Linked DNA regions of Homo sapiens: region 1 is linked to region 2. Evidence: read pairs that join two places in POLR2A ChIA-PET (ENCODE). Cell type or tissue: CD4-positive, alpha-beta T cell. All regions are shown on one strand. Region 1 overlaps ABLIM2 (actin binding LIM protein family member 2). Region 2 overlaps SH3TC1 (SH3 domain and tetratricopeptide repeats 1).

The links. Peaks named below come from ENCODE experiments on the same cell type or tissue, not always from the same donor. Only the 100,000 strongest peaks of a DNase experiment are listed, where the experiment ranks them.
Region 1: POLR2A ChIA-PET joins it to region 2 with 5 read pairs; 2 of 35 experiments call an interaction of 5 or more read pairs at or near these places.

The regions. Positions count from the first base shown.
Region 1 is chr4:8,086,981-8,091,980 of GRCh38, forward strand. ABLIM2 (actin binding LIM protein family member 2) reads right to left here. Exons shown (of 21, transcript NM_001130083.2): 4 at 1,189-1,304. Among named protein-coding and RNA genes, the nearest start is that of ABLIM2, 69 kb to the right of the region's middle. In CD4-positive, alpha-beta T cell, no CTCF peak of the experiment used is centred here; no DNase peak of the experiment used is centred here.
Region 2 is chr4:8,216,537-8,221,536 of GRCh38, forward strand. It overlaps SH3TC1 (SH3 domain and tetratricopeptide repeats 1), which reads left to right. Exons shown (of 18, transcript NM_018986.5): 7 at 421-631; 8 at 1,735-1,811; 9 at 2,799-2,994. Among named protein-coding and RNA genes, the nearest start is that of SH3TC1, 20 kb to the left of the region's middle. In CD4-positive, alpha-beta T cell, no CTCF peak of the experiment used is centred here; a DNase peak (open chromatin) is centred at 2,045; H3K27ac peaks cover 510 bases.

The DNA of each region.
Region 1 (5,000 bases), 130 kb before region 2:
GTCAAATTATAACCAGCTCCCAGGGCCAGTGCTGCACCTCGGGGAGGCTGGAAGTGGAATCGCCTCTGTAGAGACTCTCAACGCAGCAGACAAGGTGGGGGAGAAAGGAGGCATTTGACACAGGAGAGGAAATTAATTGCGGGCAAGATGTTGACCCCAGAAATCAGGAGAAACCCCTCCTCTGTCTGGGGACACCCCAGTGACCACGGTGCTCAGAGTGGGCTTCTGCACCAGGTGCCTGGCAGCGGCGGGGCCTGGTTTGCTGGGCTTCCCTCCCAGAGCCTGTGTGCCATCTCATGATCCGGCAGAGCCACCCCAGCTGGGAAAGGCCACCTGGCTGCCCACTCCTTGCTGATACTTGGCCCCACACCTGCAAACCCCTGACACTTCGGCTGGCATTTGTTTTTTTTCCACACTAACAACCTCCTGCTTCCTAATTCAGGAAGCATCTTGAGCCCCCACTGCATACACACCTGGCCTAACTCCTGGGAGGTGGAGCAGTGAACCCAAGGGCCCCTGACTGCGGGAGCCCGGAGCTCAGTGTTCCTCTACAGGTTCCCCCAAAGGGGTCCCGGGTGGCCTGGAATTAACAGAGGGGAGCTGAGGGGAGTGAATGCCAGAGGGAGAGGACCTGAAGGAGACCTGGAAGGCTTCCTGGAGGAGGTATGCTAGAGCTGGGCAAAAGCAGCAGTGGACATTAGATGGGAAAGCAGCAGTGGGCATTAGATGGGAAAGCAGCAGTGGACATTAGATGGGAAAGCAGCAGTGGGCATTAGATGGGAAAGCAGCAGTGGGCATTAGATGGGAAAGCAGGAGTGGCACATGGGGTGGAGGAAACAGCCAGTGCAAAGACTTGGCGGCACGAGAGCCCCAGAAACTTCCATCCCTGGCTGCCTCCTCACATTTATTCACAGCGTTCACTGCAGCTGCTGCTGCTCTGGGTCCCCGTTTCTCAGGCTCTGTCCCTGGGCACTGCAGAGACCAAGCCCCCAACTCAGCACCCCCCCCACAACCAGCAAGCCCCCACTTAGCATGCCCTATACTCAGCACCGCCCCCACTCAGCGCCCCCCAGCACCTCCCACTCAGTACGCCCCACTCAGCGCCCCCCAACTCAGCATACCCACCCATTTAGCACCCCCCACTCAGCATGCCCCCACTCAACATGCCCCCACTCAGCGCCCACTTACTTCGGAGGCCCTGGGACAGGTGCGCGCTGCTGCCCACCGATACGGGCAGGGAACACTTCTGGCACATGCATTCCTTCCCGTTGAAGGTCACTCGGTCCCCGGGGGGGAAGGGCAGCCTGAAACAAGAGAGCTCGTTACCAGCCAGGCCCACCTTCTGGCTCCTCTCTGGGGGAGCCCTGTCCCAGTGCAGGAGACCAGGGCCAATGTCTCCCCAGGATCTTGCAAAGGTACCACTCACAGGCTGAGGAAATGCAGGGCCTCTCCACCCAGGCACTGCTGCGTCCCCGCAATAGGACCTCAGGTAGTCATCGACACCTGAGCCTCAGTTTCCTCATCTGTACCAACAGGCAGAATCATAGCACCTAAGGTGGTGGTGAGGACCAGCTGAGGGCCAGCCCAGTGCTTGGCACATGGCAACATGCCAGGCTGCCTGGGCCACCGGCCCCTCCAGCCCACCCTGCCTTCCCAGTCACATGGGATGCTTTCTTCATATCAGCTCAGCAGCAAGGACAGCAGCTATGTACACTGGGCATCTCCTGTGTGCCCAGGGCCCACTACTGTGATAGGTGCCCTATAGGCATGCCTCATGAGTAACCCCACGCCATTCAACCTAGTTGGTATTTGCTTCATGTTTTCTCTATAGGTGAGAAACTGGAGTTCAGAGAGGATATGTAACTTTTCCAAGGACACATGGATACGAGTCAGAACCAGAATCAAACCAAGACCTGTCTGGCTTCAAAGTTCCACGATTTAACTACCTGGGCCTCTAAGAGGGCAGTGTCTATAAAAGCACACCTCGTAGACAGGAAGATGCTGGACAATCGGATCCTGTCTTTATTTAAAATTCTGCCATTTTGCTCTAAATGGATTTTTTGCATTTATTTCAATTTTTTAAAGTATCGCATTAAAATATCATTTACTTGACTACTGAGTTTTTTGGCACCACCTTAAAGTCCGCCTCCGCAGCAAGTGCCTGGAGTGAGGCCAGGTGAGGGACCGCAGAGAGCTGGCCCATCCTCCTGCAGTCCGGGGATGTCTTTGGAAACTGAGGGATGGCTCAAGTAGCTGCATCTAGCAAGCTAAGGCCAGGCCACCTGCAGACAGGGCCAGAAGCACAGCCTGAGAATGCTGCCATGTCTGCCCTCGACACCTGCTGCCATCAAGCTCCCAGCAGCCACCGGGCCACTTTCCTTCCCCATCTGAGCCTGGCCAGAGAACCAGGTGCTTTTCAGGCAGAAGCCCGTGGAAGTGTCAGACCACGGGTGCCCCTTAAATCCCCTGTGTGGCCAGGCGCAGTGGCTCACACTTGTAATCCCAGCACTTTGGGAGGCTGAGGTGGGAGGATCACTTGAGGTCAGGAGTTTGAGACCAGCCTGGCCAGTGTGGTGAAACCTGGTCTCTACTAAAAACACAAAAATTAGCCATGCATGGTGGTGTGCACTTGTAATCCCAGCTACTTGAGAGGGTGAGGCAGGACAATCGCTTGAACTGGGAGGTGGAGGTTGCAGTGAGCCGAGATTGCACCACTGCACTCCAGGCTGGGCCAAAGAGTGAGATTCATATCAAAAAAAAAAAAAAAAAAAAAAAGCCCCTGCTCAAACACCTTTGTTGGGTTCTGTCTGTCTTCTTCAGGGAGGAGACAATGCATTCATTGTTGAATGAATGAATGGGTGAATAAGTGAAGGACTGAAGCTCTCCTAGGGGGCCACGCTTGGTCTACTCTCTCCTGCCAAGTCCCTGCCTGGCCTCCCACCAGGGCCTGCCAGATGGAGCTCCCTGAAGCTGGAGACCACCGTGCCTTCCCCTGCTGAAGGCCTGCCAGAGCACCCACCTGTGGGGCTGGCATCCAGTACCCTCGGTCCATGCAGCAGGTGTGTTCCTGGGTTCCCACTGGGCCAGTACCTTCTGGGGATCCAGGACAAATACAGGCTGAGCTGAACCCAGGGCCCTCCCCTCCCATCCACTGCCCAGGAGCCTGCACGGCTCTCCCATGCCCGTGTTGCCACCGTGTCAATGCTATGGTCTGCTGCCACCTGGGTCTCCGTGTCTTGCACCCTCCCTGTCATGGGGGATCTTGAGACAGAGTGGGAGCCCCTCCCCATCCCTGGATGTGCTTGGAGCGAATCTCTGGCTGTTTAACCTGGAACAAGCTACTCAGCCTCTCTGAAACACTTCCCACCTATAAAGTAGGACTGAGAATGCCTGCATTCCAGGTTTGTATTCATACATTCATTCGCCCACAGGACATCCTGCCTAGGAAGCTCTGGCTTATTGCCTGGACCTGGGAGGGGCTGACTCAATGGCAGCTATGATTGTATTTCCTCAACTTTATTGAGGTACCTTGTGACAAATGTACACACCCATATAACTGCCACCACCACAGTCATGATATGGAACATTCTTTCCACTGCAAAAAGCCCCCTGTGGCTGTCTACAATCATGCTGCTCACGACCTCTGGCCCCAGGCACCGTGATCATCATTGTCACCATGGCCCCAGACACTGTGATTGTCACTGTCACCGTGCATTAGATTTGTCTTTTTTTTTATTTTTATTTTTTTGCGGGATCACAGAGCACATAGTCTTTGGTGTTTTGTCAGCCTCGCGTTTTTCAGGTCCACTCATGCTATTTGCCAATATCGATCCTTTGTTCCTTTGAGGACGGAGCAGTGTCCATCCCATGGATAAATCACAACAGCCATTCCATGCAACTGCTGGGGGCTTCTGGGCTGTTTCCAGTTTGGGACTGTTACAAATAAAGCTGTTAAGCACGGTTGCCAACCAGCCTCTCCGCGGACACAAGCTTTCCTTTTGGGTGAATACAGAAGATGGATTTTCTGATCATATGCTAAGTGTGTGTTTAACTTTATCAGAAACTGCCAAGCCGGTTTCCATGGCCGTTGTGCCATTCTGCATTCACAACGGCACTGGAGGGACACTCCTCTGGCTTCACATCCTCACCAGCACTTGCCATGGTCCATCTTTTCAGTTTTAGTCGTTCTCATGGAGGCGTAATGGCATTTCTTTGTAGTTTTCATTTGCATACCCCTGTGACTAATGATGGTAAACACTGTTTCATGTATGCTGTTGGTCATTTGTGTGTATATATATAATTATATATAATATTATATATTATATTATATATATATAATTATATATATATTATATATATAATATATATATAATTATATATATATTATATTACATATAATTATATTATATATAATTATATGTAATATATAATTATATATTATATATTATATATAATTAATTATGTATTATATATAATTATATAATTATATATAATATATAATATTTTATATTTTATATATTTTGTATAAAATATAAAATATATATTATATATAAAATTATATATAATATTTATAATTATATATATTATATATAATTTTATATAAAATTATATATATAATTATATATATTATGTATAATTTTATATAAAATTATATATATAATTTTATATATTATATAATTATATATTATATAAAATTATATATAATTATATATTATATAATATACATAATATAATTATATAATATATATTATATTAATATGTATTATATATTAATATTATATATTTATTATGCATTTATATATTAATAATTATAGAATTAATATATTATATATTATATAATATATTATATAAATAATATAATATATTATTTATACAATATATTATATATACAATATATATTATAATATATAACATAATATATATAATATATTGTTATAATATATAATGTATATTATAATATATAATACATATTATAATATAGAATACATATTTTTATATAT
Region 2 (5,000 bases):
GCTGCTGCCCTGGCCTTGTGGCTGGCCGCCGAGTCTGAGGAGGGGACATGAGGCTGTCTTTCCTACCCGACCACAGCAGGAGGGGGCCTGCCAGCAGTGGCTGGGGTCACTGGGGCAGTCCATGGAGAAGGGCCCTGGGGGTCCCACCTTTGGCTCCGCATCGCACAGTCAGGGAAACTGAGGCCCAGGGCGAGGGTCTGAGGCTGAGCCAGCCTCACACACCACATGGAGGCAGAGCTGGGACCTCGCCCTGGGCCCACCTCTCCTTCTGAGCCCCTTTGGGTCTCTGTGCCTGCAGACACTGGGGGGGCCGCTCCTGTGGGTGTTGCCTTCGTTGTCTGTCCGGCAGGGGTGTGGGGGGCAGGGCCACAGCTGCGCCCAGTCCGGCCACCCTCAGTGACCACCTCCATCCTTTTGAAGGGCCCTTCTTTGTCCTGTGTCCTGACCACCATGTGAGAGTGATGACGGGTCCCCGGGATGCAGGAAATGGCCCCCAGGCCCTCAGGCAGGCTTCGGGGGCACCCCAGGGAGAGGCGGCCCCGGAAACAGACTCTTCACCGCCGAGCCCCAGCGTGTCCTCCGAGGAGGTGGCAGTGGCGGCCGCCCCGGAGCCTTTGATTCCATTTCATCAGTAGGTACCGGCCTTTGCTGCTCTGAGAGCTGTTGGCCTCGCTGAGACTCCCAGGCCCGGGTCATCTGGAGGTCAAGGGGATGGACAGGGAATGGTGGGGGCCCCGGACAGACCTGGCCATGGCCTTGTTCTGCTGCTTCCCAGCTGTGTGGCCTCGGCAATTTGGCCCACCTCTCTGGGCCTCTGGCCTGCCAGCTGCATGATAGGCCAATGACATCCACTTGGCAGGGCTATCCTGGGGTTCGCTGGCACAGGAGATGTGGCATGAGCTCTCACCAGGCTCATCCGAAAAGCTTTTGAGGAAGCTACATAAAACATGCGTATCCAGAGTGAGAAGGCACACGGGACCCACAGATAGAGCCAGGGGATGTGAGGACAGGTGACATGCAAACTCCTGTTCACTTGCTGAAGCGGGGGGCATTAACTTGGGTTGGAGCTTCCTGGTAGCCAAAGCAAAGAGAGAACCTCAATCTCTTGATTTGCAGTGTCTCAAGTGACAGGCTGTGGCTTGGCTTCTCTCATTACTGAGACCCAAGAGGAGCTTCTCCTAAGAATCCTTCCTATGTGCTCTGGCCAGTGGTGTCCCAACAGGGGACACTGAGAGTGTTCTGCCATCTGGGAAAGAGGGATTGTCAGTCATCTAGTCCAGCTTCCTTTTTTTTCTGGCTGAAGGAACTGAGGCTGAGAGAGGAGTGATCTGTCCAGGTTATATGGCAAAGTCACAGTGGTACTAGGATTTGAATCCAGGCCTCCAGAGCCCCAGGCTGGGATCTCCCTCACCCCTCACTGTGTGGAGCTGGGGGAGGCAGGTGCTTTGGAGGTCTGCAGGGTTCCAGGCCCACAGGGGTGGCGGTGTTTCCAGGACACGGGCCCTAGGCTGAGGGGTGCGGGGCTCCCTGGGGGCAGTGCCACACGCACGGGGCCTGAAGGCCACACACCTGGGCAGGCATGTGTGTGTGTGTGTGTGTGCACGTGTGTGTGTTGGGGGAGGCGAGGGACCTGCTCAGGTTGCTGGGGGCTGCTGGCCTGTCCAGTCTCTGCACAGGATGTATCTGCCCCAAATCTGAAATCCCGCAGCAAAGACCTCCCTCTTCCGGCTCCAGGTGGGCTCTTAGGATCCCCCAGGACCCCATCGACGATGCCATGGGTGGCCCTGTGATGCCCGGCAACCCGCTGATGGGTAAGTGTTTCCATGGGCCTCTCTTTTTTGGGGAAATGTGTGTGCTAGGGAGCAGCACCAACATTTTGGAAGTTGCCCTACATCCTCCCTGAGCCAGAGAGATAGCTATCAGGTAGTGCAAGAGTAATTGTGGTTTTTGTTATTGCTTTCAATGGCAAAAACCGCAATTACTTTTGTACCAACCGAGTCTTCTCCAGCTTGTGAGGTCATAACTGACACTCAGGAAGCTCTGGGGGCTGGTGCAGCGTCATAGGATGCTCAGTGAAGCTGCACCAGGGCCCCCGGCCACTGTCTGCAAAGAGCTCCCAAACGCCACTTCTCAGACAGTGCAACCCAACAGTCTCAGAGTCTAGCCTTCTGTCACCATGGGAAACGCCTGGAAGGCCCTGGGCCGAGGTGGGCTGGCGCTGGCTGAATTTGCCACGTGCACTAACAGAGGACCGTGACCGCGTCCTCTTTATGAAAAGCTGGCACTGCCAGCAGCCCTTCTCCTTGGATGCCGGGTCCAGCGCTTTGTGCTCTGTGGCAAGCTGCCGGTGTCTGGATGGCCTGTGCACCTGTCAGAGCTGCCGGTGTCTGGGTGGCCTGTGCACCTGTCAGAGCTGCCGGTGTCTGGGTGGCCTGCGCACCTGTCAGGGGGACTAAAGCCCCATGCAGGAGCCGGGTGGGGAGTAGGTGGGGCCGGGGGTTGTGGCTGCAGAAGGAAAGGAGGAAAGAGCCTTGGCCTTGGAGGCTGATGGCCGAGGCTTATTTATCAACATCTCTGAGCCTCCATTTTTCTCATCTTCAACAGAGGGATAAAAACATCCCCTCTGAGGACCACGTAGACATTCCCTCCCTCATTGCGGAAACCAAGCTTTACTACGAACCTCCTAGTAACCAAAAGATGAATTCCCCATGGTTCAGGGTGGCTGGCATCGGCCCTGTCTGCCCGCTCTGGCCCCCATTTGGTCTCCCTGGCACTCACCATGTGGCTTTCTTCCGCAGCTGTGGGCCTGGCCTCGGCATTGGCAGACTTCCAGGGCTCGGGGCCCGAAGAGATGACCTTCCGAGGTGGCGACCTCATCGAGATCCTTGGGGCGCAGGTGCCCAGCCTGCCCTGGTGCGTGGGCCGACACGCAGCCTCGGGCCGGGTGGGGTTTGTGCGGAGCAGCCTCATCAGCATGCAGGGCCCCGTGTCCGAGTGAGTGGCTGGAGCCCCGCCCCTTTCCTGAACCCACCCCCATCTCACCTAAGGGGACGTTGCTGCGTCCACCTGGCTCCCCAGGTAACAAGCCTGAAAGTCACTGTGGACGATGCCTAGTCTCTTCCCTTGTCCTCAGGCTGCTGCCCCCTTGGCCCCAGTGCCTGACTCCAGGGTTCCCTGGCGTCCTTTCTCCGGGCTGCTGCAGGGAGAGCGTTCCCTCGAATGCACACCTGCCCATGTGCATCATCTTTCCGTGGCTACCGTGATAAGGCACTGCACGCCGGGGGCTTAAAGCAACAGAAATGTGCTTGTTCAGAGTTGTGGAGGCCAAAAGTCTAAAACCAAGGCCAGAAGGGCCACATTTTCTCTGGAGACTCTAGGGGAGGGTCCTTCTTGCCTCTTCCAGCTCCTGGTGGCCGTGGGCGTTCCTTGACCTGTGGCCACATCACTGCACTCTGCCGCCGTCTCCACGTGGCTGTCTTCCTCTGTGTGTCTTCCGTATTCTCTTCTTAAAAGGGTGCCCATCTCCTAGCACCCATCCAACTCCAATCTGACCTCATCTTAGCTGAACTAATTACATCTGCAAAGATCCTTTCTCCAAGAAAGCTTACCTTCTGAGGTTCCGGGAGACATGAATTGAGGGACACGATTTAATCCAGTACACACGTCGCTCTCCTCCGTTAAGCCCCAGGAAGCTTCTGGGCCCGACCTTGCAGGCCCCCATGGGCTGCACAGAGTACCTTGTGCCTTCCAAAACTGCTCTGGGTGACACGTGTGTCCTTCTGCCTGGGATGCCCCCTCTCCCTGAACCCCGTGTTCTCCTGGGGCCTTCCATCAGCCCCCGTGGCTCCTCTGGGGGGGGCACTCTTCTGGCCATACGCCTCTTCCTATGTGATTTACACGCCACCCATGACCTGCCTGCTCCCAGCCAGGGAACTCCAAGAGAAGAATTCCCTGGTCACTTCTGTGTTCTCACTGCCCAGTGCGAGCAGCAGCAGGGGGTCTTTGGAGAGGAGTCAGCTGTGCCCATCCTTTGATGGAATTCTGTTTCCCTGGCCTTGTCCTTGTTAAGACCTCAGTCAAGGAGCCCAGAGAATGTGGGTGCATGGAGAGGCCACCTTCTGGGTCATGTGATCCTGGTCCTGGCCCCACCAATGAGATGCTTGTCTTCAGTGGTCCTGTTCAATGTTTAGGGCTGCGACAGACCAACACCTCTCAGACCAGGTCTCAGAGGCCGTTTGTCACCATGCCTCATCAAGCCGTTCACTTGTTCCCCTCATGGAAAGGGTCCGTCTGCTCTGGTACCTCTGGCACCTGTGCATCAGAAGCAGCTGGAAGCTGGCCAGGCCATGCACTGATGGCAGGAGCTAGACCAGCAGTTCCCAAAGCATGTTCTCACACACTGCTCCATCATAGACTTCATCATGCCCTAAGGAGTGGGGAAAAGCTTTGTCCACATCCCTTGTGGGTGATCCCAGGGATTCCCAGCACAAACAAGGCATCTTTTTCCTGTTGAAATGCCTTTTCCACACTTACTTAACCTCCAGAATCCTCCACAACCCTGTTTGCTTTTGGCTGAGCTGGTGTTCCATGGGACACTCTTTGGGGATCCTTGGTCTAGCTGATCCCTACCATCTCCAAGGGAGACCACAAATTCTCAACAGGTCACTGGGGGCCGTGTGAAGTCAACATGTACTGAACTTACAAGGGGTCAGAGAAGAGCCAGGGAATGAGCTAGTTTGTTCCCTTCCTTTAACCCAGAAGGATGACGGGGCTGGGTGCCATTAGTCCTGTTCACAGCTGGAGAAATTCTGACTTCTCTCATTCACTCAACAAATGTTTGCTGAATATCTTTCCTATTCCAGACCCGGGGTTTTCATCTTTTATTTAGTGAACAACCTGGTAGCTCTTCTTTTTTTTTTTCTTTAACTTTATTTTTGACACAATTTCAGACTTAGAAGAAAGTTGCAAAAAGAGTATAACATTCCCACACGCCCTCACCC